Regions from separate parts of the Mus musculus genome. Here region 1 is linked to region 2. The links are chromatin loops, found by intact Hi-C in ENCODE. Cell type or tissue: heart. All regions are shown on one strand. Links, peaks and the distances in the headings refer to the core of each region. The heading gives the core; the rest is flanking DNA. Region 1 overlaps Nckap5 (NCK-associated protein 5). Region 2 overlaps Nckap5 (NCK-associated protein 5).

What was found. Hi-C counts contacts between places; a loop is a spot of excess contacts. Peaks named below come from ENCODE experiments on the same cell type or tissue, not always from the same donor. Only the 100,000 strongest peaks of a DNase experiment are listed, where the experiment ranks them.
Region 1: a loop joins it to region 2, with 3 times the contacts of the local background. A loop is called at or near these places in 5 of 42 quality-filtered maps.

The regions. Positions count from the first base shown.
Region 1 is chr1:126,491,509-126,494,412 of GRCm38, forward strand. All of the region lies in intron 3 of Nckap5 (NCK-associated protein 5), which reads right to left. Among named protein-coding and RNA genes, the nearest start is that of Nckap5, 340 kb to the right of the region's middle. In heart, for the core only: a CTCF peak has its summit at 1,291; a DNase peak (open chromatin) is centred at 1,183; H3K4me3 peaks cover 1,010 bases; H3K27ac peaks cover 749 bases; H3K27me3 peaks cover 151 bases.
Region 2 is chr1:126,736,631-126,739,534 of GRCm38, forward strand. All of the region lies in intron 1 of Nckap5 (NCK-associated protein 5), which reads right to left. Among named protein-coding and RNA genes, the nearest start is that of Nckap5, 93 kb to the right of the region's middle. In heart, for the core only: no CTCF peak of the experiment used is centred there; a DNase peak (open chromatin) is centred at 1,541; H3K4me3 peaks cover 1,238 bases; H3K27ac peaks cover 568 bases.

The DNA of each region.
Region 1 (2,904 bases), core at 241-2,740, 250 kb before region 2:
GGCAGTGTGCAGCTCAGCTTCACTCCAAAATAATATCATATTTCTGCCCATCAATCAGAATTAAGAAGCTTAGGAGGCATAGACAGTTGCTGGTAGCAACAGGGCACATACTCCAATTCAGCTGGGGCGGAGCCTGCACTGGGGTGGGGGCACGTGAAGGAGTGAGAAAAAGGCCCCAAGTCTGACATACCAGGTCTGGGACCTGGGGGCTTATGAACAAGAGGACAGGAAACAGTTCCATCTGAAGTCCCTCACAGGATTCTGGGGCCAGGTTTTTTGGGGTGGTCCAGGATGCTGACCTTAAAGTCCTGTTCTATACTAGGACACAGACTTTCAAGGAGAGGAAACCATCAATGCATTATCTTAGGAGGAAGGAGGGCCGAATCCAGAAAGATAATCGACTGAAGGAGCACAGTGATGCCCAGTGCCAGAATCAGTGGGCTCCCCACAAGCTTCAAATGTTTTACTATCTGATCACTATAATGGAGAATAAGCAACACTGAAGTGTGAGACCATGGATGTTTTGGGAGACCATGCTACTTAAGAGCCACATCCTCCTCTTCCCTTACCATTAAAAAAAAAAAAAAAAAAAGTCATCTATAGGAAGCGAGCCTGTGTGCACAAGAACATTGAGCACGTGTGTGTGTGTTTCCATGAGCGCTTCCAGCACAAAGCGAGGTCCCACAGGTGGAAAGGGGTGTGCGTGATGCTTGGCTTGAGCAGCTTCGGAATATAGTGAATGCTAAATCCCTGTATTTTCTGCCTCGATTGTCCTGGCGCTGAGTTTCTGAGCAAAAAGGATTCAACCCAGTGCCACCTCCCAGACATTCTACCACACCCCTGTGGCTTTGGGATTCTATAAGGAATTCAAGGAGGGCAACAGTGTCATCAGCGACAGGGGGCAGAGGTGGACCAAAAAGAATGAAACGCTTAAAAGCAACCAGATCAGCAGGCACAAGAGGGTTACCCAGGGGATGAAAAATAGGAAATAGCTCTGGGGACAAGCCTGGGAGGGTGCAGGGAGCTGGCGTCCTCTTACCTGGCCTGCGGGAGAGCATTTTGCAGAGGGCCCAGGTCGTAGTGGGGGCTGCCCGCCTTGGAGGGCAGACCCTGCAATGCCGTCACTTGGGGGGCAGCAAGGAGCTGGCCTCGGAGCCCACAGTTGACAAACTTGCCATGTCAAGCCTGTCGGCGCGCGCGCGTGCTCCGCAGCCCGGGCACCTAGGCTTTTGTTGTGTCGCACGCCTCCTGTCCCCAGCTCGCGCCTGCCTCCCGGTGTCCCAGTGCAATCTGGGCCACAGGACCTTTCTCCCCCGCTCCGCCTGGGGACAGCAGTGCCACTTCCCTGGGAATCTCGAGCTAAAAAGATGCCCCCAAGCCGGTGGTAAGGCAGGCGCGGCAGCAGCAGCAGGCGCGCACTCCTATGGGTCCGCTCTGGCCCTTGGGTTCCCACCCCCACCCTCTCCCTCCCTGCCCCGCCCCCCACTCAGAAGCTGCTCAGAATCCACCCTGTCAAATCCAGCCCATCTGCTACTATCACAATCAGTTTCAACCCAATGGTTCCGCCAATCTCTGCCTGGAGTTGGAGTTGGGGACCCTCCTTGGGAGGGGTAAAGAAGGGATGCAGTGGAGAGGGGAGATGGAGACTCTGAATACCCAGAGAGGAGGCTTGAAGCTTTGACTGTCTGCCCCAAAGCAAGGAATGGAAAGGAAAAGTGGATTCCAGGAGAAACCTTGCTTTCACTTCCCAGTTTCCAGTAAAAGAAAGAAAGAAAGAAAGAAAGAAAGAAAGAAAGAAAGAAAGAAAGAAAGAAAGAAAGAAAGAAAGAAAGAAAGAAAGAAAGAAAGAAAGAAAGAAAGGAAGGAAGGAAGGAAGGAAGGAAGGAAGAGGAAGGAAGGAAGGAAGGAAGGAAGGAAGGAAGGAAGGAAGGAAGAAAGAAAGAAGAGAGAGGGAGGGAGAGAGAGTGATCCAACAGGCCCCTAGCTCCCTCCATGCCCCTACCCCTAACCCTGCCTGAGTGGAACAAATTTTGCTAATGAGCTAAACAAACAGGTTCCTTAACCTTATGATGGAGCTGACCCAGAGGCTGCCATAGCTATCCAAAGATTTGTTAACAGGCAAGGAAGAGCTGAAACTGCAGGGGGAAGGGGGAGGGGATACGGGGTTTTCGGAGAGGAAACCAGGAAATGTAAATAAAGAAAATATCTAATAAAAATTAAAAAAAAAAAAAAAAAAGAGCTGGAACTGACAGCCCCGTGTGTGTCTGGAGTCAGAAGTTGTCCCCAAGTCCATTTGGAAACAATGAGTGCACCCGAGGAAGGGCTGGGTGAAACTGGCAAAGACACCCACCTTTTGCCTTCTGCTGGCATTTCTGGAACGAAAGAGAAATCCACTTGTGGCAAGAAAATGTTGGACTCAGTTGAGACTCATTTTTTTTTCTTAAAAGAATTCTCATAAATTCCCATTTTCTCATGAAAACGATCCTTTCCAGGAAATGTTGTTTTATTAGCAAATAACGACTTCTAAGATGAGGATTTCACAAACCTAATAGTTTCTTCTTTGGGAGAAATGAGGTATTCTTTCCAATAATGTCCTTTGATTTATTTCTATAGAATACGTTAGCATAAGTGCATAAATTCGTGCTGGATGATAGACATGTGGATTACCTCAAGAGTTATTTTTTTCTTTTAAGTCTAATAAAAAAATAATAGTATTCCCAGAGACAAATGAAAAAGCCGTGAAGCATGAAAGAATATAAACAGAGGGATTATACCTCATTTTGTATATTTATTTCAAATTCTGGGAAACATTCAATTACCTGGAATGACCACATTTGTTGAAGAAGTAACTTGATAGAGAAGTCACCAGCAGAAAAGTTGAAAAGAAAGAAAAAATTAAGCCAT
Region 2 (2,904 bases), core at 242-2,741:
TTTCCCTATTGACTGCCCAGAGGAAAGACATGAAGGCTGTCACTTCACAGGCTCCTGGGGGTGCTGACAGAGCACCTGAATTCAGGAGAAAGTCAGTCTCACAGAATGAGTCATGGGGTTCTCCTGCAGGAGCTAACAAGCCAAGAGCCACTTCTTGCCAGTCAGTCCTGAGCTGTCAGGGGCGGAGGGTGGAGGGCATCAGTCAGCTGAGATTTGCTAGGAGCAAGAGTCTGAGCTGCAAGTACAGAGCAGGAAACCCCTGCGAGGCAAGTTCACAGGACACCTAAGCAGAACTTCCAGGCGAGATTGGTTACTGAGCTGTGTGCCCCTTGCAGGCTGAGTTAGGAGGGAAACCCTGCCTGGATTGGCAGCATCCTATACACTCTCTCTGCTGAAACCCCAGAGAATGTCTGAAAAGTTTAAAGAGCTTTGAGGAGAAAGAAAGATGAGGCAAAGATACTGCCACGGACAGTGGTGTCCAAGTTATACTTTGACAGTGGGACATGAACTGGGCATGCTCACTCAGTGAGTCCATCAGAGCACCCACCGTTTCTCCATGGAACACTAGGGGAAGGGGCCAGGATAGCCAGAAATGAGTTCCAGAGTAGTTTCCAGTACTGAGGTGGTGGAAAATGAATGAAGTGGGGGGGAAGGGGAACAAGGAGAAACAGAAGAGAAAGGGAGAAAAAAGAAGGCAGGGAAAAAAAAGAAGAGGAAAGAAAAGTTGCCAGAGGAGAGAGAGAGAGAGAGAGAGAGAGAGGAGACTATTACTAAGGGGAAGTTACAGTTGCATGGGATGAACTGAAAACCAGCATGCTCACATTAAAATCTATAACCCACAAAAAGAGTCCTAGAGGAAGCAGGTGTCTCTCTCCAAGAACACACTTACATTCAGTTTTTTAAAGTCTTAGAATTTCCTTCCAACCTTCCAAGGTCGACCTAACTATTTTGCTGGCATTTGTTTTAAAACAGAAAACAGCAAACCGCCCACTACCCACCCACTGCAAAAGCGGAGGATTAGTTTAGGAGCAGGGGTAGTTTAGGAGCAGGGGTACCGGCTTCTGAATTCCCAGTCCTGTTAGCAGCTAGCTTCCTTCCCCACCAAACCCTGAGTTGAGAGGGCTATAATTACTCTGAACAAATGCATACTTGTGGCTTCAAGAGAGCCTGCAGTAATACATAAACAGCATCTCCTTTTAAACGGAAAGCAAGCGAGAAACATCAGAGGGAAAGGGTTACAAGATCTTTGCTTTGTTTGTTTTGTTTTGTTTTGCTTGTTTGTTTTTGTTAAATCCCAGGAGTCTTACTTGGAGTGAGTTCTTTCCTTTGGTGAATGGAAATCACAAGGTCCCGGAGCCAGGAACTGCAAAGCTCCCACAGTTTCTCTCCAGCGCTGTGCTCCTGCCGATCCTGGTTACTTGCGAAGCATTCAAAAACACACTTGGAAGAAGGAGTCTGGGTTTTCTTGAAGATCTGCCACACGGAGCCAGCGGTCCAGCCTGGGATCCAGGGCGAGTTTGCAGAGACCTGGAAGCCGCGGGCTGCGGCTCTGTGGTTGCTGCGAGCTTGTAAATACAGGCGCTGTGGACAAAGTCCCAGATGACATCACTGGGAGCTGCTTACTGTTGAGTCTTTATTAACTGACTGTCAAAAAGAAAGGAGGGGGTGGGGAGGCAAAAGGATCTCTTCTGCAATGAATCTGTCGTCTGGGAACGGATTCCAGTGATGCGTGCATGGAGTGACCCCCATGGAGTCAAGTTGGCCCAGCGTGGCTTTTCTCTGCTCTGAAAAAGTGAGAGGATCCTCTCTCCAGCGGATGACACTGAATAGGCTGCAGAAACAGGCGCTTGGGGACAGTTTGAGGCACTAGGCAAGGCGGCCACCTGCTCCACCTCTGCGGCCGCTGGTTGATTCACAAGTACGCGGGGATTAGCCACATCTAGAGTTTCTTTGCAACTCTTACCTTGAGCTCCGTACCTGGTTTCAGGCAGAGTGTCTTGATTTGCAACTTTCTATGATAAACTCTGAGACGAAAGTTTCCCAACTTGGAATTTTAAAAGGAAGGGCCCTCAGAAATCTGAAGGCAAAATTCTGTATGCGTTTGCAAAAACAAAACAAAAACAAAAACAAAACCCCCAAAAACGCAATTTGTTTTTGTTTCCTGGGCAGAATGCTGGAAGGGTTTCTGTGATTATCGATCTTGTAATGGGAAGTGAATGCGTATTTTCACTATCATAAATAAAATACAGTTTTAAAAGCTAAATATAACACAATTAAAGCTCAACATTTAAATGAAATTTAAAAGTAATATAAAGAAAATAAAGTTTAAAGGTCAAATAAAACAAAAAGTAAAGTGGGTCAGCAAGGTAGCTCAGCACGGGAGGAAGGGCACTTGCCCCTCAAGCCTGGCGACTTCTGACTCTACAAAATTGTCCTCTGAGGGTGGTGACATGTTCACTCCTGCACGTGAGTGCATGCACACATGTGCCTGCATGCAAGCACACTCACACACACACACACACACACACACACACAACTTTATGCAGTAAGATAGAAATAAAATGAAGTTGAATAGTGGTCACATGTCACAACAAACCTGTAAATTCCACTCCCTTTCAACCATCAAAATAAAAGTGAGGCTTCCCTGCCCTGTGTTTCCCCCTCCCGTCTACCTCTTCCCTCAGCTGGTTCTTAGGACTTTTGTAGTTGCTTTATGCCACCCCCAGCCTCCACCTAGAGATAGAGTCCCTTCCATGAAGCCTGAGTGCCCAGCCTCCCTCCCTCCCTCCCTTGGCCTGTTGCAATGAGGCTTGCTATTTATATGTATTGGATGCTTTTAATACACTGACTTGTATTTTTAGGGTTTTTTTTTCCATCTGCATGCGTGTCTCCCCAGCCCACTTT